3 separate regions of the Homo sapiens genome follow, and all the other regions are linked to region 2. A link is a loop called in an ENCODE intact Hi-C map of the cell type or tissue named here. Cell type or tissue: chondrocyte. All regions are shown on one strand. Region 1 has its middle 62 kb from the start of GAS2L3. Region 2 holds the start of GAS2L3 (growth arrest specific 2 like 3). Region 3 has its middle 61 kb from the start of ANO4.

What was found. Peaks named below come from ENCODE experiments on the same cell type or tissue, not always from the same donor. Only the 100,000 strongest peaks of a DNase experiment are listed, where the experiment ranks them.
Region 1: it touches region 2 in a loop (2.1-fold over the local background); 2 of 110 quality-filtered maps call a loop at or near these places.
Region 3: a loop joins it to region 2, with 2.6 times the contacts of the local background. A loop is called at or near these places in 6 of 110 quality-filtered maps.

What each region holds. Positions count from the first base shown.
Region 1 is chr12:100,631,665-100,639,664 of GRCh38, forward strand. No RefSeq gene overlaps it. Among named protein-coding and RNA genes, the nearest start is that of GAS2L3, 62 kb to the left of the region's middle. In chondrocyte, no CTCF peak of the experiment used is centred here; no DNase peak of the experiment used is centred here.
Region 2 is chr12:100,568,774-100,576,773 of GRCh38, forward strand. GAS2L3 (growth arrest specific 2 like 3) reads left to right here and starts at 4,911. Exons shown (of 10, transcript NM_174942.3): 1 at 4,911-5,012. RefSeq lists a silencer at 4,756-4,885 and an enhancer at 4,916-5,205. In chondrocyte, no CTCF peak of the experiment used is centred here; DNase peaks (open chromatin) are centred at 4,878 and 5,201.
Region 3 is chr12:100,729,315-100,737,314 of GRCh38, forward strand. It overlaps a transcript of ANO4 not described here. Among named protein-coding and RNA genes, the nearest start is that of ANO4, 61 kb to the right of the region's middle. In chondrocyte, CTCF peaks have their summits at 4,711 (motif pointing left) and 4,916; no DNase peak of the experiment used is centred here.

The DNA.
Region 1 (8,000 bases), 63 kb after region 2:
AGAAGAAAGATGCTGGAAACGTCCCAATTTATTGTCTAGGTTTTTTTTTTTGTTTTAAAATATTTATTTTCAGGGTTGTGAGAGGCTACTCGGAGCGTAACACTGACATAGACTAGCAAGTGTCCTGCCGCCACCCAAGTTAATCCTCACAGGGAACAGAGGAGGAAACTCAGTCTGTTAGTTTTATTTCTTTAAAATCAATCTCTCAGCAGCAGAATGAAGTCAAAATAATCGAGATAGTCATCTCAGGGCGTGATGGTAATCATCCCAGGTGCTAGCCCCTTCAACAGGTCCTCGATGTACTGAGTCTAGCACAGTAAATTCCTTTTATTATATGTATTTATGATTATTTCTAAAGCAGTCTCCTTGGCCACAATGCAGTGAGACATCATTCATTTGCTCATTTAGCAAACAAGCTCTCTGAGCACCTACTCTGATATCAAGTGTCTACTCAGACACTAAGTTAGGTGCTAGGGATATCACAATAAGCCTAATTACTGCTGTTAAAGCGATTACAATCTTCATTCCAGGGTTGTCTTTTTTTTTTTTTTTTTAATGTGATGTTCTTTTTGACTGTAGCCCACTCACTTCTTTCTTTGTGATATATTTTACTCACGGGATAAAATACCTCCATGAGAGCAGCTTGTGTTTTCCCATATTGCTTCAGATTGGGAGCCTGTAAAACTTAAAAAAGAAAAAAAACTGATATTTGTATCTCAGCCTCAAGAACAAGAGTCATTTACTGCTAAGCGTTGTTACTCAGAAAATACAATAGTGAGAATCAAGTCCTAAACAAGTGAATGAAAACATGAAATCTGAGCTTTCTCTGGGTAAGCCATTAGTTTAAAAATTAACTCACATCCTGATACAAGGATGCTTTTCTAACTCTCTAAAATATTTCCTGTGACACTGGGAATCGATTCCACCCTGCTCCCTCCATTAAGCTCTACCTCAGTCTTAATAAGTAAACCGTGATAACAGAGATGAAATCTCAAACCAGCTTCCTGTGTGATGGGCTGGTCTCCCTACAGCCATTTCAATTATGTAAGAGGAGCACAGCTTTGAGCAGGTGCTCCCCATGATTCGACATTTATGTCTTGTCCCCCTGCTCCAGCAGATGACAGAGGAAACTTGTTCTGTAAAATACATTGCTATGAATCACAGAACACCTTCCAGACCTTTGCATCCTCCTGGCTGGCCTGTAGCCCAAGAGACCCAAAGACGTTCTGGAAAGATCTGGTGTGTTTACTTCAGCTCTTATGGCTGCAAGAACAGAGAGTCACTTTAGCTTTCTTGAATAATGTATTGGTTTATGAATACATGCAACCAAAAGGATAACAAAAATCTGGTAGCAACCCAGAAATCTATGTACACTTAGTCTCACAGAAGATGGAATTAGAATCATTCAGAAGTGTAGGAAACTCTAGAGACAGGTAATCTTGTAGCAGGACAAGCTGCAGACAAAACCCCTCAGATACCAAATTAAAGAAGGAAGGGCTTTATTCGACCAGGAGCTTCGGCAAGACTCACGTCTCCAACAACTGAGCTCCCCGAGTGAGCAATTCCTGTTCCTTTTAAGGGCTCACAACTCTTAAGGGGGTCCGCGTGAGAGGGTCATGATCGATTGAGCAAGCAGTGGGTACGTGACTCGGGGCTGCATGCACCAGTAATTAGAACGGAACAGAACAGGTCAGGGGTTGATCTTTAACTACCAGGCCCAGGGTGTGGCGCCAGGCTGTCTGCTTGTGGATTTCATTTCTGCCTTTTAGTTTTTACTTCTTCTTTCTTTGGAGGCAGAAACTGGGCATAAGACAATTTGAGGGGTGGTCTCCTCCTTTATTCCCCATCTTTGAGAATCTCACTCATTAGTGGGAGTTCTCACTTTCATTCTCACTACCCATGTCTTCTTCCAAGACAGATGGATAGTGATTCACATAGTACACTTGTGCTGAATCATTTTGGCAAACTAAGGTAGCAATGAAGCTTTTTATCATTTGAAGAAGTACAGGTAGCAAACAAGGGAGCAGTAAGCAGGTTCCTATTACTATTATAACTCCTATTATAAGGGTTTTAAATCCTTCTAGCACTGGGAACCATTTTCCAAACATGGCCTCAGGATCAAATCCATGCCACACTTGCATGGGCACATACATGTGTCAGTTTTGTCATATCTCTAACTATGTCTTCAACTACTTGCCCTTGATCATCTATGTGTAGACAGCAATTATTAAGGTTAAATTTCCACAGACTCCTCCTTCAACTGCTAGCAAGTAGTCAAGAGCCAATCTACTTTGATAGACAGTATTTCTCATCTGAGTTTCTTGCTGGGCCAGAATAGTCAAGGCTCTGCCGGTTTAATTAGTGATTATTTCTAAGACAACTTCTAACCATATTATTCGGTTGATCATGTAAATGAGGGTCCGGTATCCCCACGAACCGTCTTGTGTCCAAGTAGCAGGCCCATAATATTGTATGATTCTCTCAGGGGGCCATTCATTATCTTTCCAATTTCCTATAGCTATGCTTCTCTTTTCGCTGGAAGCATAGACAGGGAAGCTCAGGAGTTCACCTGTCTTTATGGACAGTAGGAAGAAAGATGGTTTAATAGTGCCAATAACACAACTACCTGCCCACTGGTCGGGTAATTTGGCATAAGCTCTATGCCCACATGCCCAGTACAATCCAGTGGGGGCTGTCCCGTCCCGGTGGGACTCTGGGTGGATCCACACAGTTTTCAACTTTGGGAATTTACTAAATGGATTTCTCTCTGTGTGATTTGAACTCCACTAAGTGACTGTTTTTGTGGTACTATTATACAGTTTCTGTCCTAGACAACTAAGTCATCCTACAGGGTGAGTGAATTCTTTTCCTTCTCTAGGTATGTAATATTGTCCAATAATTGAGGCTTTCAGGACCCAGAAATTATCAGGGTGATTCTTTTGAGCCAGGAATGCATCAGGAACTGGGTTTGTAGGTACTAACTCTCAGGCTTCCCATGGCCATTGATCTCCCGTTACAGTTCCTCCACATACATAACATGAAGTGACATTGAGAGACTGGGCTACATGCTCGGCTAATTGCAAAAACAAATTTCTTGTTTTTCCTGGAATTTCTGGTACTGGCACATTTAGTTCATCATAGAAAGTTTGAAACACTGGCTCAGAAGAGCGTTTGTAAACTTCTCCTCGAACTAAGATATTTACTCAAGGATCCAGTCCGGCCCCGTCGATTCCTAAGGTCACACGCTCCCCGTTTTTCCAGCGAGGATCAAGGGGATTGGTTATTACTAGCTCTAAGCGGTTACATTGTCCCTTAGTACAGGAAGGGCCATTTTTTCCTTTCTGAAGGTGGACTGGATCCTTTTCTTTTTTTATCTAAGTGGCCTAAATGACACAAGACCAGTATCCACATTCATTTCCACACAGTCCTAATTTATGACAAATGTACTTATTTTCGGTCATATAGCCTTTATCCTAACTAAAAGAGCCACATCCCCTTCCTAACTTACTGCTATTAATGACAGCACAGACATCAAATTTCAAGATTATGCGTTTGGGCACCCCTTTTTCTTCTGTTGTGGCTAATACTTTACTTGTATCATTTATGAGTCCCCACCAGTCTTCGGTCCTTAATCTCTCAAAAACTGTGGACACGGGAGGCCCAGAGGGGTCATAACACACATCTGGCTCATCTGGCTGGTCGTTTCCTGGGCTACATACCTTGTACTGAGTGTCATTATATAAACATGTTCCCTATAAAGTTCCTAGGCATTCATAGTAACTATAGAACAGAAAGATTGTTTTAACTTGTTGCCCTACCTTGGTAACCTGATGTATACACTGAGAGCAGTCCTCCATGCGGGGAAAATCAGTGGAAGTTTTTACTACACAAGTCCAAATTATAAGGAAAATGAGTCCCACGATGATCCTTCTCATGCTTTGGCCGTGCGTAGATCAGTCAGCTTCTGGGTGTGACTGGAGCAGGGCTTGTCGTCCTCCTCAGAGTCACTTTGCAGGGGTTGTCCGGGCTTGGTTTTGCCTCCCAGGTTTCAGCGGCTGCAGGTTTCACACAGGTGTGGTGGATCCAGGCTGGGATTCCTTCTACCTTTACAGCCTTGAGGGTGGTCAGGATGACAATCTGAGGTCCTTTCCACCGTGGCTGCAAAGGGGCTATGTTCTAGTCCTTGATCCACATGTGATCACCTGGAGAGAAAGGGTGAACTGGGGAGAATAAGCTGATGGGACACCTCTCATTTACCCAAGTTGAGATTGTTTGTGTAATTTTTCCTAAAACCTGTAGTTGTCGCTGTAATTTAATTTCACCTAACTCTCAGGGAGTGCCTGGAAGCCCCCATAGGATGGGAGGAGGCCTATGATAACGGTATTTCATAAGGGGAGTATCCTGTTTTCTTATAAGGAGTGCATCTAATTTTAAACAATACCATAGGAAGGGCCTCTATCCACTTTTTTTTTATTATACTTTAAGTTTTAAGGTACATGTACACAACATGCAGATTTGTTGCATATGTATACATGTGCCATATTGGTGTGCTGCACCCATTAACTCGTCATTTAGCATTAGGTATATCTCCTAATGCTATCCCTCCCCCGTCCCCCCACCCCACAACAGGCCCCGGTGTGTGATGTTCCCCCTTCCTGTGTCCATGTGTTCTCATTGTTCAATTCCCATCTATGAGTGAGAACATGCGGTGTTTGGTTTTTTGTCCTTGCGATAGTTTGCTGAGAATGATGCTTTGCAGCTTCATCCATGTCCCTACAAAGGACATGAACGCATCCTTTTTTATGGCTGCATAGTATTCCATGGTGTATATGTGCCACATTTTCTTAATCCAGTCTATCGTTGTTGGACATTTGGGTTGGTTCCGAGTCTTTGCTATTGTGAATAGTGCTGCAATAAACATACATGTGCATGTGTCTTTATAGCAGCATGATTTATAATCCTTTGGGTATATACCCAGTAATGGGATGGCTGGGCCAAATGGTATTTCTAGTTCTGGATCCCTGAGGAATTGCCACACTGACTTCCACAATGGTTGAACTAGTTTACAGTCCCACCAACAGTGTAAAAGTGTTCCTGTTTCTCCACATCCTCTCCAGCACCTGTTGTTTCCTGACTTTTTTTAAATTTAATTTAATTTATTTTATTATTATTATACTTTAAGTTTTAGGGTACATGTGCACAATGTGCAGGTTTGTTACATATGTATGCATGTGCCATGTTGGTGTGCTGCACCCATTAACTCGTCATTTAGCATTAGGTATATATCCTAATGCTATCCCTCCCCCGTCCCCCCACCCCACAACAGTCCCCGGAGTATGATGTTCCCCTTCCTGTGTCCATGTGTTCTCATTGTTCAATTCCCACCTATGAATGAGAACATGCGGTGTTTGGTTTTTTGTCCTTGTGATAGTTTGCTGAGAATGATGGTTTCCAGTTTCATCCATGTCCCTACAAAGAACATGAACTCTTCATTTTTTATGGCTACATAGTATTCCATGGTGTATATGTGCCACATTTTCTTAATCCAGTCTATTGTTGTTGGATATTTGGGTTGGTTCCAAGTCTTTGCTATTGTGAATAGTGCTGCAATAAACATACGTGTGCATGTGTCTTTATAGCAGCATGATTTATAATCCTTTGGGTATATACCCAGTAATGGTATGGCTGGGTCAAATGGTATTTCTAGTTCTAGATCCCTGAGGAATTGCCACACTGACTTCCACAATGGTTGATTAGTTTACAGTCCCACCAACAGTGTGAAAGTGTTCCTGTTTCTCCACATCCTCTCCAGCACCTGTTGTTTCCTGACTTTTTAATGATCACCATTCTAACTGGTGTGAGATGGTATCTCATTGTGGTTTTGATTTGCATTTCTCTGATGGCCAGTGATGATGAGCATTTTTTCATGTGTTTTTTGGCTGCATAAGTGTCTTCTTTTGAGAAGTGCCTGTTCATATCCTCTGCCCACTTTTTGATGGGGCCGATTGTTTTTTTCTTGTAAATTTGTTTGAGTTCATTGTAGTTTCTGGATATTAGCCCTTTGTCAGATGAGTAGGTTGCGAAAATTTTCTCCCATTTTGTAGGTTGCCTGTTCACTCTGATGGTAGTTTCTTTTGCTGTGCAGAAGCTCTTTGGTTTAATTAGATCCCATTTGTCAATTTTGTCTTTTGTTGCCATTGCTTTTGGTGTTTTAGACATGAAGTCCTTGCCCATGCCTATGTCCTGAATGGTATTGCCTAGGTTTTCTTCTAGGGCTTTTATGGTTTTAAGTCTAACATTTAAGTCTTTAATCCATCTTGAATTAATTTTTGTATAAGGTGTAAGGAAGGGATCTAGTTTCAGCTTTCTACATATGGCTAGGCAGTTTTCCCAGTACCATTTATTAAATAGGGAATCCTTTCCCCATTGCTTGTTTTGGTCAGGTTTGTCGAAGATCAGATAGTTGTAGATATGCGGCATTATTTCTGAGGGCTCTGTTCTGTTCCATTGGTCTATATCTCTGTTTTGGTACCAGTACCATGCTGTTTTGATTACTGTAGCCTTGTAGTATAGTTTGAAGTCGGGTAGCATGATGCCTCCAGCTTTGTTCTTTTGGCTTAGGATTGACTTGGCAATGCAGGCTCTTTTTTGGTTCCATTTGAACTTTAAAGTAGTTTTTTCCAATTCTGTGAAGAAAGTCATTGGTAGCTTGATGGGGATGGCATTGAATCGATAAATTACCTTGGGCAGTATGGCCATTTTCACGATATTGATTCTTCCTACCCATGAGCATGGAATGTTCTTCCATTTGTTTGTATCCTCTTTTATCTCCTTGAGCAGTGGTTTGTAGTTCTCCTTGAAGAGGTCCTTCACGTCCCTTGTAAGTTGGATTCCTAGGTATTTTATTCTCTTTGAAGCAATTGTGAATGGGAGTTCACTCATGATTTGGCTCTCTGTTTGTCTGTTATTGGTGTATAAGAATGCTTGTGATTTTTGCACATTGATTTTGTATCCTGAGACTTTGCTGAAGTTGCCTATCAGCTTAAGGAGATTTTGGGCTGAGACAATGGGGTTTTGTAGATATACAATCATGTCATCTGCAAACAGGGACAATGTGACTTCCTCTTTTCCTAATTGAGTACCCTTTATTTCCTTCTCCTGCCTGATTACCCTGGCCAGAACTTCCAACACTATGTTGAATAGGAGTGGTGAGAAAGGGCATCCCTGTGTTGTGCCAGTTTTCAAAGGGAATGCTTCCAGTTTTTGCCCATTCGGTATGATATTTGCTGTGGGTTTGTCATAGATAGCTCTTATTATTTTGAGATATGTCCCATCAATACCTAATTTATTGAGAGTTTTTAGCATGAAGGGTTGTTGAATTTTGTCAAAGGCTTTTTCTGCATCTATTGAGATAATCATGTGGTTTTTGTCGTTGGTTCTGTTTATATGCTGGATTATGTTTATTGATTTGCGTATGTTGAACCAGCCTTGCATCCCAGGGATGAAGCCCACTTGATCATGGTGGATAAGCTTTCTGATGTGCTGCTGGATTCAGTTTGCCAGTATTTTATTGAGGATTTTTGCATCGATGTTCATCAGGGATATTGGTCTAAAATTCTCTTTTTTTGTTGTGTCTCTGCCAGGCTTTGGTATCAGCATGATGCTGGCCTCATAAAATGAGTTAGGGAGGATTCCCTCTTTTCCTATTGATTGGAATAGTTTCAGAAGGAATGGTACCATCTCCTCCTTGTACCTCTGGTAGAATTCGGCTGTGAATCCATCTGGTCCTAGACTTTTTTTGGTTGGTAAGCTATTAATTATTGCATCAATTTCAGAGCCTGTTATCGGTCTATTCAGAGATTCAACTTCTTCCTGGTTTAGTCTTGGGAGGGTGTATTTGTCAAAGAATTTATTCATTTCTTCTAGATTTTCTAGTTTATTTGCGTAGAGGTGTTTATAGTATTCTCTGACGGTAGTTTGTATTTCTGTGGGATCAGTGG
Region 2 (8,000 bases):
CAAACTCCCCCCAAAGGCTCTAGGAGAGAATGTTTCCTTGCATCTTCTGGCTTCTGATGGCTCCTAGCATTGCTTGACTTGTGGCAGCAAAGCCCTAAGCTTTGCCTCTGTCTTTACATGGACTTTCTCTCTCTCTCTGTCCCTTTTCTGTCTCTTGTAAAAACACTCCCGTTGGATTTGGGGTCCACTCTACTCCAATATGATCTCATTTCAATCCTTACCTTAATTATACCTGCAAAGACTCTATTTCCAAATAAGGTCACATTCTGAGGTTCTCGACGAACATGAATTTTGGGTGGGCACTATTCAATCCACTATATAAATTTAACACACCATTTTAGTATTGACCATAACATGTTATAAAATTTCATATCATTGAATTATTTATACATATTATTTGTTAACACGAATCAGTATCATTCTTCTAAGACAGAGCTTAGTATTATTTTTAGAATAGTTAGCTCTCAACAGATTATCTGCTGAACAGATAGTTTAATTAATTGTGAATGAATCAATACCTCTATTGCCCAAATATTTCATCCAGTACTTTACACAAGGCACAATCCATAGATTGACATTCAATAAGTCAGAAATAAAAACATTTCTAAAACAACAAAATGCAGAACAAAACAACTAATAAACCAATCAAAATTTAAAAAAGTCTTCAGTGTATTTAAATTACAGTGTATTTTAAACAATAGAAGCATTCTTTGCATGGCTGTGAAAAGGCCAAATCATAGTTCAATACCCGATGGTTATTTGATTATCACAGACCCTTCTGTATTCTGTATACCTTTATGGCAGATGAATGACTATTCCTAATGTAATACCTTTTAAAATTTAGATTTCCAAACATGGTGCTTTCTTTAAAAGTGCAGCACATCTCCACAATTGGAAAGTCAAACTGGTGAGTCTTGTTTTGCATTCTACAATTATGCCAATTTCATGTAAAGATACAACCTCTAAAACATGGCTATTAACCTAACCACCTATTAGAAAGCCTACACTTGAAAGTAGATTGCAGCTCATTAGATGAAACCCTCAATTGCTAATTATAGTTTTAAAATCAAGATAGGTAAATGGTAAGTGTATTTAGATAGTTGGGTACCAGCTGGGAATTAACGTAAAAGTAAGGCGATAGACACAGACACAGACACACACACACACACACACACACACACACACACACACACACACACACACACACAGAGTATACAGAGGAGAAAAGCAACAAGAATTAAAATAATTTAGAGGCAAGGCTGGGCGCGGTGGCTCACGCCTGTAATCCCAACACTTTGGGAAGCCAAGGCGGGCGGATCACCACATCAAGAAATCCAGACCAGCCTGGCTAACACGGTGAAACCCCGCCTCTATTAAAAAAAAAAAATTAGCCTGGCATGATGGCGGGGCGCCTGTAGTCCCAGCTACTCCGGAGGCTGAGGCAGGAAAACGGCGTGAACCCAGGAGGCGGAGCTTGCAGTGAGCCAAGATCGCGCCACTGCACTCCAGCCTGGGCAACAGAGTGAGACTATCTCAAAATAAATAAATAAATAAATAAATAAATAAAATAATAATTATAATAATAATTTAGAGGCAAACTCCTCACCTAATCCCCACATTTAACCAGCAAAGGATGTGGCCTTAGAGAAAAGTGTTTTGCATAGATTTCCTGACTCAGGATTCACTTGCCACTACACTGTCCTTATATCTTTATAAGGTATAGAAATTACAAAGACAAAATAGAACAAAAAGCAAGTTATCATAAAAATGCACTGCTGACAAGATTTTAGTAAAAGGTTTAGAAATATTAAGTAGTGTGTGTTTATGTGTGTGTGTATGAGGCAGAGAATTTTTGTGTACATATCTCATATAGGATAGTTTCAAGTTTTAATAAATGGTATTCAAATGTTTAGATACATAGTATGCACATAATAAAAATAAAAAGTTGACAGCTAAGGACTCATTAAACAAGATCTGTATAACACATTTTTTTCTTAAGTTTCTGTAGAGCAGTGCACATATTTTGATGTTAGGGTTCAAGAAATCCAATGTAATACTTTAATTCAACTCAAAATTTGGCTAAATGGGGTGGTATACAAACTGCCCTTTAGTTTTAAACAGAAACACTATGACACATAGATTTGAAAAATAGGTCCTGTGAATACCTATCTATTGTGGTGATGTGAGCAGCAAAGTGTTGTGGGATTGATTTTAATATTAAAAGTGTTACTGAAACACCAGGGGTTTGGTCTAGGTCCTGCTGCTTGCAGCACAGAAAGCCAAAGACTGATATGACAAGTACTGCCAAGGAAGAAAGTTTTAATCAGGTGCTGCAGCTGAAAAGATGGGAGATCAGTCTCAACTCCATCTTCCTGACCGCTAAAATTAGGGGGTTATATAGCAGGGAAGAAATGTAGCAATGTGTAAGAAGAAAGGAACTAGAGAGGGGCAAGGAAGCAATCAGGATGAATGAAGGGCCAGGCTTTCATTGGCTGAGATGATCTGGTGAGTTTCAGTTCTTTGATACTTTTTGAGAGGTCTAGGGATCCTTTCCTAAGGAAACAACTCGGATAAAACAAATGTAAGTTTTAGGTTTTAAGACCAGAAGGGTCAATTTCTACGGTTGGGACTACTGAGTCAATTTCAAAAGTGGCAACCACTATCTGGTTTCAGGTTCATTTACCACTTAAATATCAACTCCTAGTTACCATCTTCACTCACCCACCTACCCCAGAATGTAAGCTCCATGACAGTAGGATCCCTTGTGCTTAGAATGGAGCCTGACACAGAAGATGTGTAAAATAATATTTGTTGAATTTACTTCTCAAATCTATATCTCCTACACAGACCAATTTAAACAGCTTCAGGTCTAACTTTATCTTCTGAACATCTCCACTTGCACACTCCTCTCACACTTCAAACTGAACACACTCCAAACCAAAATGCATTATTTTCCCCCACAGCCTGTTTTCCTTGTATTCTTTAGATTGGTACCATCATCAATCACATAATAACTAAGTCCAGATGAGTCAGCTTCTTAGGTATCACCAGATACCTCTTCCTCACCATCCCTTCTGAGATAATTTAGGTAACCGTCATCTTTTAATTTAAGGGATTGCCACCTGTCTTACTACCATCTTCAAACATCTGTGAAAATATTGTTTTTCCCCTAAAACACAAATCTGTTCCTACCAGTCCTTCCTTATAATCATCCCAATTGCCTGTGGGAAAGAAACTAAATTCCTCAGCATCTACCAGGCCTTTCATTTGTGTCTACTTCTCCCATCTGATCTGCCTCCCAATCTGCAGACTTCAGTCATTCAAAATGAGTATTCTCAGAACATTTCATGTACTCTCACATCTCTGGAACCTTGTCTTTGTTGCTCTCTCTGCCTGGAAATTAATTCTTATTCCCAGTTATCCCTCCCTCCTGGCAGAGTCTTAATTCATCTTTAAAAATTCAGCTCCTTTCAAACCTCTGCCATCACCCTTCAAGACTCTTAGGGGTTCCTTCTTTCATGGACCTCCACAGACTTCCATTTGGCCTTTACCATGCTGCTGAGCACTTTGAAGCCTAAGGCTGTTTTCATTTCAGTTTCTTTAGCAAGCAACAGTACATCTCATTGTTTTTGTTGAGTAAAGGAAGGAATAAATGCTAGAGAGAGATGTCATTCCAGTTCAGTGCCCACCATTCACAGATGGAGACCTGAGGCCCAGAGAGGAGACATGATTTGAGGAAGGCTAAAAGACTGAATAGGGCCGGGTGAGGTGGCTAACGCCTGTAATCCCAGCACTTTGGGAGGCCGAGGTGGGAGGATCACTGGAGCCCAGGAGTTCAAGACCAGCCTGGGCAACATGGCAAAAACCCATTTCTACAAAAAACACAAAAATTAGCCCGGTGTGGTGGCACAGGCCTGTAATCCTGGCTACTCTGGAGGCTGAGGTGGGAGGATCTCTTGAGTCCGTGAGATCAAGGCTGCAGTGAGCCGAGATCGTGCCACCGCACTCCAGCCTGGGTGACAGGGCAAGACCCTGTCTCAAAAAAAAAAAAAAAAAAAAAAAAAAAAAAAAAAGAAGGGCCTGGGCTGCAACACAGGCCTCGGGGACAAAGCCAGTGATTTTTTTAAAAAATTATTTATTTATTTATTTTATTTTTTGCTATGAAACAAGCCACATTTACAGATATAACCGACTTGGGATTGTTACACTGATGTCTAGTCTCGGCTTTATTTCAACCCTGGGAGCTAGTAAGCATCCCTTACGTTGAAGTTCATTGTTTTTTTGTTTTGTTTTGTTTTGTTTTCAGGCTCCGGTGTTTGCTGAAGAGTCAACATCCTCCTTTTGTGACTTGGGACTACAGGATTCCTCCTCATCCCTCCGCACCTGAGAAGAGGGGCCTCTCTCTGAAAGATTTCTGCTGAGGACCCCCATTCCTGCTGGGTTCCAGGCTGCGTCTCTGGAAACCGTGGCGCCCTCAGGTCAGCCAGCTCCCGAGTGGATGTGGGGTTGGGAGCGGCTCTTAACAGACCAGGATAAAACTCAGGGAAGCGCCTTCAGCTGCACCGCAACATTCCAGGACGCTCAGAAGCAATTATTACAGGCGAGGTTCATTCACCTCTCAGGCCTGTGGGAACAACAGGACGGGCTGTGGCTTTCGAACTGGCTGTCGCTGAAAGGCCAGATCGGAGGACCTGCTCTGACTGAACCACTTCGCCTTTCAGTGAACAGAGGGACTTGGCCACCGAAGCTCCGAGACGCCCGGAGGCGCAGCGCTGGACGCGCTGACAGGCGAGCGCCCACGGGTCGCGTGCTTCCCGGCAGCCCGGGGGCGGGGCCTCAGACCACGCCCCCGCCTTATGATTGGTCCCTTCGAAACAGGCGGCGGCCAGCGGCTACTGACCCTGAGGCCCAGGCGGCGGCGGCAGCGGCGGCGGTTGGTCAGGGGCGTGTTGGCCCCGCACAGATTGAGCCGAGTTGTCGCCCCGCTGGGAGAAGTGACCCTCCTGCGCCTGGTGAGTACTTCCCTGTTTGTCTTCTCTTTTCCTGGCGAACTTTTACGCGCTGTCTCGGGGCCTCCGCGCCTCAGCCTGAGGGCTCCAGGAGCCCCCCGCTCTCTGAGGCCCCGAAGCTGAGGTTTGTTGGGTCTCCCGGCTGCGGGAGCCAGTACGCTCTGCGTTTGCCTGGCTGCGGCAGTCGCGTGCTCTGATTGGCTCCTGGGGCCGTCAAGGTGACGTTGCGCCTGCCTTCACCTGTCCACCCAAGTGCGGAGAGAGGGGCGACAGGTGTGCGGGGCGGTTGGGGCTGCTGGTGTGGGCGAGCTCAGCTGGGGAGGAGGGATCCAGCCGCTACTCGCCCTGCTTTAAATCCAGAGCGGTATCAGAGCCCGAAGGTACTGTGGGATCTTCAGGGGCACCCTCATCCCTAAGCGCCTGGCACTTAGAGGGTCTGTTTTTTTCTGTTCATCATCCTCGGAAAGAATTGATGAAGTCTCTGGCCCTGCAAAGAGAAAGAGACAGACAGTTATTCTTGCCCTCTAGCAAGGTTTATAGGCTCTTCCCTGTTTTTTCTCCCAGTCCATGCAGGGTCTAGAACGCCCACATGTGCGGAACTGGGGAATAGAGCTGGAGACCCTGCGCGATGCCTTCCGCCCACAACCCTCAGTTTGGAGGACTGCCCGGGGAGAGGCTGGCAAAAGAAAGGGAAGGCTTGTAGAGTGCCTTGGAAGTCAGAGGAAAGTTTTGGAGGGCGTGCTCCTCTATGCAGTCACCCGTGGTTCCTTTCCTAATCTTTTCACACCGAGGGATTGAATGTTGTAAATTTGAGTGCTTTGTGGCATGGCATGGTGGAATAGCTGATCCCCAGTGGTTGCAAAGAGATGATTTTAGGTCAGAGCCTGGGTTTTGCTTCGCTTGTGTGAAGAGCAAAAAACAAACAAACAAAAACAACAAGAACAACAGAACCGCTTTGTGAATTGCTATCTGATCACCTGTCTTGGCACTTAAATGATTAGAAATTGAAATTCTCACCACCTCAGATTCCCTTTGGGAACAAATTGGAACTGTTTCAAATGACAGAAGTGGAAACTCTAGTGATCTGGTGTAGATGCCGATACCTGTTGTCTGACTCATCTGTTTCAAAATCTCATTAGAAACCAACTGTCATTGAACAGTAGGTGTTTGCTATCTGACATTGAATTAGAAGTAGTAATTTTTTTTTTTTTAGCGTGACAGAGTTGCTAAGCAGGGGGGCTCTGAAATCAGACTTCATTGGATATCTGACTTTAGACACATTATTTAATCCTTCTAAGCCTAAATTTCCTAGTCTGTGAAAGAAGGTTAATAATAGTTCCTACTTTATTGAGAGGATTGTTGTAAAGATTAAATGAAATTCCACGTAACTAATTTAGCACAGTGCCTGATACATAGCTATTATTATTTCTCTGCTGTTTAACTTAGACAAAAAGTTTTGAGCTCTCCCCAAAGGATGGGGAGAGGTAGAAGGTGAAGGCAGTACCAGAGATAGGGATAATTATTGTTTATTGACTAAATTATACATGTAAAGCATTTAAAACAGTATCTGACACATCATAAACACGTGGATTACTATTTATCAAACACATCATTATATATCAGGTATTGTGTTCTTTACTTATATTATTGTTAAACCTCTTAGTAATCCTAAAATGTAGTTCATGTTATCTCTATTTTTTTTTTTTTTTTTTTTTTTGAGACAGAGTCTCGCTCTGTCGCCCATGCTGGAGTGCAGTGGCGCGATCTCGGCTCACTGCAACCTCTGCCTCCCGGGTTCAAGCGATTCTCCTGCCTCAGCCTCCCGAGTAGTTGGACTCCAGGTGTGTGCCACTACGCCCAGCTGATTTTTGTATTTTGGTAGACACGGGGTTTCACCATGTTGGCCAGGATGGTCTCGATCTCTTGACGTCGTGTTCCGCCCGACTCGGCCTCCCAAAGCTCTGGGATTACAGGCATGAGTCACCGCGCCTGGCCGTTATCTCTATTTTATAGGGGACAAAACTGAAGCTCAAAGAAGGGAAATCACTTACTAGGGTTCACCTGGAATTCAGTGCAGGCTTTTTTCTGTGTTACACACCTTTATATTCCTAACATTAAGTAACTTTCCTGCACTGGATTGTCAGTGTGACCCAGATTAATTTCTGCTGTGGGTATGGGTTTATTTTGAATACATTATGAATTTTAAAATAATGAGAAATAACTTGTGATGGTAAATCAAAATTTGTGATAAAAGAATAGTGTCAACAAAATGCATGCTATTAGTAAAAAAAACAGTGATATTTTGGAGTTTTGATGTTTGGAGAATGGCCACTTCAGAAATGATGTTCCTAATTTATATTTTGATAAATAGAAATGATGTTTGGAGAATTGGCTGTTTCAAAAGTAGTATCTCCTCATTTATATTTTCTCATTTAATTTTCATTTATTCACTATGTTTTTACTAAGCTACTCTTCCTTTTTTTTTCCTATCAATTTAAGTTTGGAGATAATAGGAAAGGTTCAGTTATTTGGATAGATTACTAAAGAGCTTGCTGTTGATGATGAGGAAAGTAAGAGATTAAACTTAATATGTATTCTTATGTTTTACTTTCTTACAGTAACGTGTGTATTTTACTTCTTATTATTGGTTTTCATACTTTGATATTAGATATACCAGTACATATCTAATGAGTCATGCAATGGACATAGAATGATATTAGATATACCTTTACAGATCTAATGAGTCATGCAATGGACATAGAATCTGAGAAAATAGGAAACTTGAGTCTGTTGGCCAATTTGTCTCACATTGAGTTTCTTGATTTTTAATTAGAGTTTAGTTGTCACAGAGAAATGCTTCAGAAGTAATGTTTATGAGATACAGACCATAATTATAACTGTATTTCTTTAATGTTTCTCCTAAAAACTCAGAAAGTGTTTTCATTTGATTACATTGTTACAGAGTAGGTAGGGTGTTTTGGTTAACAGAAA
Region 3 (8,000 bases), 160 kb after region 2:
TTGCACTCCAGCCTGGGCAATAAAAGCAAGGGCAAAACTCTGTCTCAAAAAAAAAAAAAAAAAAAAAAAAAAAAAAGGTAACACTAATTGAACACGTTCTATGTGGTAGGTCCTGTTATATAAATACTTTCTCATGTATTAAATAATTGAATGCTCATATAATGTTATAATATAGGTGCCTTTATTATTCTCATTTTACATATGAGGAAACAAAGCCACATAGAGAAGAAATAATGTGTCCAGGGGTTGGAATAGACTGTTTAATCTGGATACTGACTCTAGAACCCACAATGTTCATTAATCTCATTCATAGTCTCAAGTTTTCCCACTAGTTACATGATTTTATCATTTAACTCTAGGTGGTTCTTAAAGGATTAAATGGATATTCAGGCTCTTCTGTAAAATCTAGCCTTTTTGTTTTAATTCCAGTAGGTAAGAATACCTTCCTTCAGGTCATCACTTTGCACTTGGCAATTGCCACGGCTCTTTGTACTTTTGCTCTTGGAGTCTTTTCAAAATACTGCCACCAAAATTGTTGCCCTGGTTTTACCATTCAGGCTTGATTCAAATTGCCATAGTTTTGCTGTTCATAGCCTCTTCCTAGGCATTCATTTCCTAATTCAAGCATTCTGCTTGTTTGTTGATTACTGATTTCTCATTATGCTTTTTCTTCTTCATTCCTTTTCTCCTCCTCATTCATAGTCATTTCTGTGCTTATAAATCTCTCTCTCTCTCTCTGATTGTATACATTTTTTGGTGCCATTGACCTGTCCTATGAAAGTCTTCTTCCTTCCAAAATCTTATAAGTATAGATCAGGATAGAGCCCTAGAGAAGGGTTTAGAAAGAATGAGGAATGACAACTTTAGAGTACTTAGTTTGATATGTTTTAAGTCTGAATTTTATTGATTCAGCAAATTCCACAAATATATACAGAATTATTTGCTAACTATGGATTTCATGTAGCTGATTTATTTTTTTAAACCGTACCTCCTCCCCTGCCCCCCAAGAGTGAGATAAGCACTATTGTTACCATTTGCAGGTGGAGGAATCAGTACTTAAGGAAATTAAACAGCTTGGCCATGTTCAAAGAGGTTATGTGTAGCAAAGCTGGGCTTCCAACTTAGGTCTTCTGACTCTCATCCCAGTGCTTTCTCTTTGATCACAGCAACCTCTCTGAAATTAATAGGAAGGAGAATTAATTATTTGTTTGTTCCTTCTTTAATTTTGTTCCTTCCTTTTTTAAAACCAACGAACATTCATTGAGCATTTACCTTATGCCAGCCACAGCACTAAACTCTGGAAATTGCAAATTGGATAACATGTGGGTCTTCCCTGGACAAGCTCATGGTTGAGGAGATGTGTAAACCAGTGTAATCTTGCATGCCCAGTGCTATTATTGGAGGTGTGGCTAGCTGTTCAGGAAGCATTCTAGAGATTGGAGATGGTTTGGAGATGTTTCTTAGGGAAAGAGTTGGCCACATACACTTGCTAGAATTAGTTTTCCCATATTAAAAATAGTTTTAAAAATATTTCCTAGCATTTACCTTTCTGTTTGTGAATGTGCACTGGCCTCTGAGAGCCACCACTGTTTCTCTGTCCTCTGGCTTGCCACCTGCTTTTGTCAATACTTCCCAACTGCTTTCAAACCAAGGGCACCTATAGAAAACCCCTTAAAGATGACTCCTATTTCCTGGCTTCTCTGTCCAGGTACCTGCTGTTCTTTCCTGCTAAGAACATTCACCTACAAAGCCATCTTCTCTGTCAATCCACATTGTGTTCCCATTAAAGTCTGAATTGATACGTTTCTAGGCACCTTTTCTCTTTGGATGCATTTGACTAAATCCTAATAATTACTTCTTCCCCTCAGACCTATACTTTCCACCATTATAGATCAGAATTTTCTTATTGTCACATAATGTTCAAATGTTGCCTTTAGACCAGTGTTGCAACTATTTAATATGACTCTTGTAACCTGTAGTGGTTTATATTAGACAAAATGTATTTATTGTAATATTTTAAAATCACTTATACCCTATGTTAATTTTTTTACAGCAGTTTTAGGTTCATAACAAAATTAAAAGGAAGTTACAGAAGAGTTCCCAAACCCTCCTGTCCCCACATATACTCCCCTGTTATCAATATCTCCCACTGGAGTGGTGCATTTGTTACAATTGATAAACCTACATCAACACGTCATAATCACCCAAAATCCATAGTTTATATTAGGGCTCACTCTTGGTTGTTGGGTAATTTAATAATGACTTGTATCCACCATTGCAGTATCATACAGACTAATTTCATTGCCCTAATAATCCTATGTGGTGTTGCTGTTTATTCCTTCCCTCCACTCTGACCCCTGGCAACCACTAATCTTTTTATTGTCTCCATAGTTTTGCCTTTTCCAGAATGTCACATAGTTGGAATCATAAAGAATTTGGCCTTTTCAGATTCATTTCTTTAACTTAGTATTATGCATTTAAGGTTCCTCCATGTCTTTTCATGACCTGATAGCTCATTTCATTTTAGTGTTGAATAATATTCCATTGTCTGGATATACCACAGTTTTATTTTCCATTCCTCTATGGAAGGTCATCTTGGTTGCTTCCAAGTTATGGCAACTATGAATAAAGCTGCTAGGATATGCCACAGTTTTATTTTCCATTCCTCTACGGAAGGACATCTTGGTTACTTCCAAGTTATAGCAATTATGAATAAAGCTGCTATAAACATCTGTATGTAGGTTTTTGGATGGGCGTAAGTTTTCAGCTTCTTTCAGTAAATACCAAATACCAAGGGGTGTGATTGCTGGATGGTATGGTAAGAGTATGTTTAGTTTTGTAATAAATTGCCAAACTCTCTTCTAGAATGGCTGTACCATTTTGTATTCTCACCAGCAATAGAGGTCCTGTTGCCAGCATTTGGTCTTGTCAGTGTTCCAGATTTTGGCCATTCTAATAAATGTGTAGTGGTATTTTATGTTTGTTTTAATTTGCATTTCTCTGGTGTCTGACGTGGAGCATCTTTTCATGTGTGTATCTGCCATCTGTATCATCTTTGGTGATGTGTCTGTAAAAGTGATTGGCCCATTTTTTTAAGTCAGCTTATTTGTTTTCTTATTGTTGTTTTAAGAGTTCTTTGTATACTTTATATAACAATCCTTTATCAGATATGTGTTTTACAAATATTTTCTCCCAGTTTGTGCCCTGTCTTCTCATTCTGTTTGTATTATCTTTCATAGAGTAGCAGTTTTTAATCCAGTGTATCCATTATTTTTTTCATGGATCTTGTCTTTGGCGTTATATCTAAAACATCACTGCCATCTAGATGTTTTTCCTATGTTATCTTCTAGGAGTTTTTAAATTTTGTGTTCCTGCAATGTTTCATAAACAATTTCAAATACTCCTGATCTAGATTTGAGCTCTCTTCTGCCACATGCTGTCAGTGTGACCTTGGGCACGGCACTCAGCCACCTGGATTCTCAGCCTTTCCATCAGAGATGTAAGGGTGGCACCTACCTCGTGCACGAAATGTTGTGGGTGAAAATGCTGATATGCAATGCACCTGTGAGGCTTTGATTTCTTTTGCCCCCCTCTGCCTAGAACATTTTCTGTTCACGGTAATGAGGAAATTGATTCCTGTGCTGCACTTTTAGCTTTTGAGGGCATTGCATCTGCCCCTCTCTGTCTCCACTGCCACTCCTCCCATGGTTTGACCACCACTATTTCTCGTCAGAATACTGCAGCAGCCTCGCAAATAAGTCCTTCTACTCTCATCTCAGTGTCCTCCAATCTATCCTGGAAACTGCCACAAAGTGATCTTCCTAAAACAAAAATAGGATCCTGCTTTCTAGGCAGAAGCCAAACTTGTTAACTTGGTTTACAAGACACTTTGCAACCTGGCTGCTGCTCATCTCTCCTTCTCTTACTGCATTCAGCTGCTAACCCACGAAGCTGCCTGTGGCCTCTCAGCCTCCAGAGGATGGAGGATGGGGATGATAGCTCCCCTGCCTGCATCGTTTCCCTCAATTCATCCACTTTTTGCCCAGTCAGATAGTACTCACCTTTTAGGTTTTCATTAGGATGTTAAATTTCCTCCAGGAAACCTTACCTGATACTCTTTAGTCTATAGTCTGGGTCAGGCACCCTCTCTCCTGTCTAACTCCCTGCCCCCAACTGCCCAAGCACCCTTCACTCTCCCATTGTAATAATGATGACATGAAACTGCAATTGCCTGTGTGTAGCTGTCTGGGTTGTTTATTGATATGTTCTAAGTGCCCATCCCAGGGTCTGGCACCTGGCTCTCCCTAAACGTTGATGGGTGAACCACTGAATGAGTATGAGACTACCCGTGTCATAGACAAGGAGAGCTGGTTTATTTACCACCAGTCATATATTTACATTGTGGTCATGGTGTCTACTAAGTTATAATTAACCTTCTTGTCTTTTATTTTCTTAACAGACAAAGATGTGAGCAGCGGAAGTTATAACCTTTCCTCTGCAACGACGGGCAGCTACTACAGTTGTGTCAGCCAGATCACCATAGGTGAGCACTAGTGTCATTTTGATTTTTTTAAAAAAATATTATTGCCTGGAAAAGCTGGAGGTCAAGGGGGTGGCTGGGGAGGAGAGGGAAGAAAATATAAATGCATAGGCATTTATTTTCAGAATCAGAGCAATTGCTTGTGGACTCACTTTTCTGGATCGCCCTCTTGTGGATTTCTACTGCTTTTGCATGGAATTAGATGGAGGAAATGTCCAGGGAGATAAGAAGTCATCTCTTGTTCCCAGATCTTCATCATTTGCTTTAACCCTTTTGTTTTTGTAGCACCTGTACTATTATGCACTTGATAGTACAATCGAATTACTTTTTAAAGATTTATATTAATCTATTTTTAAAAGAAATAAGTGCAAATTGAAAATGCATGGTAAAAGTCTACTCTTTGCTGTTTGGAGAACATGCTAAGCAAGTGTTAGAGTGCTGCTGAAAATCAAAGTGAGACTTTCTCCTTGTTATGCTCACTCAACCTTAAACACTGGTTACTTTGGTCGAAAGTAGAAGAGTGAGCCGTGCCATTTTTCTTTTGGTTGAATCCTTCTTCTCCTTTCCATTTCCTTTCAAAACTTTCTTGATTCTAGAATGTTGGGCAGTGACTTAGAGATCAGAAAAGAAAAGTGAAGATAATAGCTACAGCTTATGCTTATTTTGCACTTATTGCCTGCCAGCTGCTCTTGACTCCCTGCATACATTATTTTACTTAATCAGAACTCTATGAGCAAGTTACTGTTATTTCTCCATTTTACAGATGAGGAAACTTGCGCTTTGCCACCCAGCTAGAAATTAATTACCCAAGATTTCATTCTAGGTCTGTTTGACACTAAATCCTATATACTCTTAAACACTATGCCGTGGCTTCTCAAACTCCAGCAATGTGGATGCCTATGCAAAGCATTAATGATGAACCTCTAAAATGGATTTAAATTATTTTTATTATGAGGTTACTTAAGTATGTTCAAACATAGAACTATATATAGACACCTTGCATTCCAAATAGCCATTAAAATTGATTTTGCAGATGAGATTTAAAATTCAGTAACCCAAATAAAAATACAAATTTACCACACTAATTGAATATGATGTATGTTGTTATTTTGCTGAAATGCAGTCACTGCTTGTAATGCAATGGGGTACTGGCTGCAGTGATGTTGGTTCTTTGAGTGCAGTACAGTTTTACTGCTAGGTACTTCATGATGACTCTGCATTGCTGCCACCTTTCTGAGTTCAACCCCCTGTGAAATCAATGTTAATGCTCACTGATGTGAGGTTATTGAATCTTCATTTGCCATGAATGTACCTCGGCATATCCATCTCTCCCCTTTTCTCATTCATTGTACCAATTGGTGCCAAACCTGATAGAAACACAAAAGTAAACCCAGGCATTAAAATTAAGTGGCAGGACTTGGTTCAGAATATGCTTGTATTAATTTTTAAATGATTAACTTTTAAATGAGAAACAAAGATAGTTTAAAAATTCTCGTGGAGAGCTCGCAGACCCTGGTTTGAAAACACTGAGCAACCTAAAATGCCATTCCCAGAGACATCAGTGAGACATTAAACATTAGCTAAGTAGTAGGAGGACATTTAGGGTTCACAGTAGGGGGGTGACAAGACAAATGTATGGATGAGAGAAGATTATTATGGTGGTGAACAGGATGGAGTTCCTATGGGAGAATCTGGTGTTGTAACAGAGTTAGTGGCTGTGACTGTGGTCTTGACATGAGACAGAAATCAACTAGGGAGGTGGGATGAAGAGGCGGGTCTAGGGGGAGAGGGATGGAATTGCTGGCAGGACTAGTCATTGGCTGGATATGGGGATAGTAAGTGTTCCCTGAGATTTTGCATCAGGGTGACAGAGTCTGAGCTGTTCCCAGGAATGTGGAAGTCAGGAAGAGGGAGGATGTGATGGTGATAGGTTAGATGTGTTGATTTGATGTGCCCGTGAGACTTCTCACGTCAGAATGCCTCACGGAAAATTAGAAATATGGAGAACATGTTCAGGAGATGAAGATATTGGCACTATCTGCACAGAGAGTTCAGTCAAATCTTTGGAAGAAGATGAGATAATAAGAGTGAGAATTAGTACGTTGTGTGTGTTTGGAGGACCAAGGACCAATCTTTGGGGGAAGCACGGTGAGGGTAGAAATAATGACAGAGGTAGGAGAACCAAGCAAGCACCTTTCTTGGAAAGCCCAGAGAATTTCTAGGACAGACTGAGGAGGTTGAAAATTAAAGTCTGCCTTGGTGACATCGTGAGAGCCACGTGAGTGGGTGGCGGGATGGGAGCCACGTTGCAGAGCTCTGAAAAGGGAGAGGAGGGCTGTGAGTAGAGAATTCTCTTTTAAGGTGCTTTTTTCAATGAAAATGGAGGGGTAGATAGTGTGAGGATGATTCAGTAGCTAACAAACACTTTGGGGAGCTTTCTTTTTGCCAAGCACTGTGTTCTAACTACTTTTTCTGTATTTACTCATTTAATCCTCAAAAAGATCCTGAGGTAAACAGTGATATTTTCCCCCATTTTATAAATGAGGAGATGGAGTCCCTGAGAGGGTAAAGAATTGCCTGAGGACATATGAGAGTAAGAGCTGCAATTTGAGCCCAGGTCATTGGGCTCCTATTGGATGACACTCTTGTTACCTGACATCTTGCAGACTTGGGCCAAGTGGCCTTCCCTGGTCCAGTCAGCTTTAGCTACCATGTCAGGGTGTTGGGTTGAAATGTATCCCCCAAAAAGGTACTTTGAAGTTCGAATCCCCAGTACCTGTGATTGTGACTGTATTTGGAAATAGGGTCTTTGCAGGTGTAGTTAAGTTAAGATGAGGTCATCTGGACTAGGGTGGGCCCTACTCCAATGTGACTAGTGTCCTTATAAGAAGGGAAGAGACACAGAGACCATACAGAGAGAGCTGTGTGATGGCAGAGGCAGAGATATGAGTGATGCATCTCCAAGCCAAGGAATACCCTGGGATTTCTGGCAACACCAGAAGCCTGGAGAGAGGCATGGAACAGATTCTCCTCTAGAGCCTTCAGAGATAGCACAGCCCTGCTGACACCTTATTTTGGACTCGCAGCCCCCAGAACCATGAGAGAATAAATTTCTGTTGTTTTAAGCCACCCAGTTTGTGGTACTTTGTCACAGCAGCCCTAGAAAACTAACCTCTGAAGGGGAGGTAGGTATGACAGATGCTTAATCTTCCCAGAAGGTGCCAGTGTAACAAGAAGGCTCTTGAATACTGCTTCAGTTCCCTGGCTCAAATTGGCTGAAACGATAGGAAATTTATTATTTCACATAACAGGGACACCAGAGGCAGGCCCGTCTTTAGGATGGGTTGATTAGGCTGCTCAGTGACATTGTGAAAGGCCTTCTCCCCTGTGCCTTCCTCTCTCAATTTATCTTCATGGTGGCAGCCACATGGCTGCAGGGTTTCAGGAATTGCATTCAGAC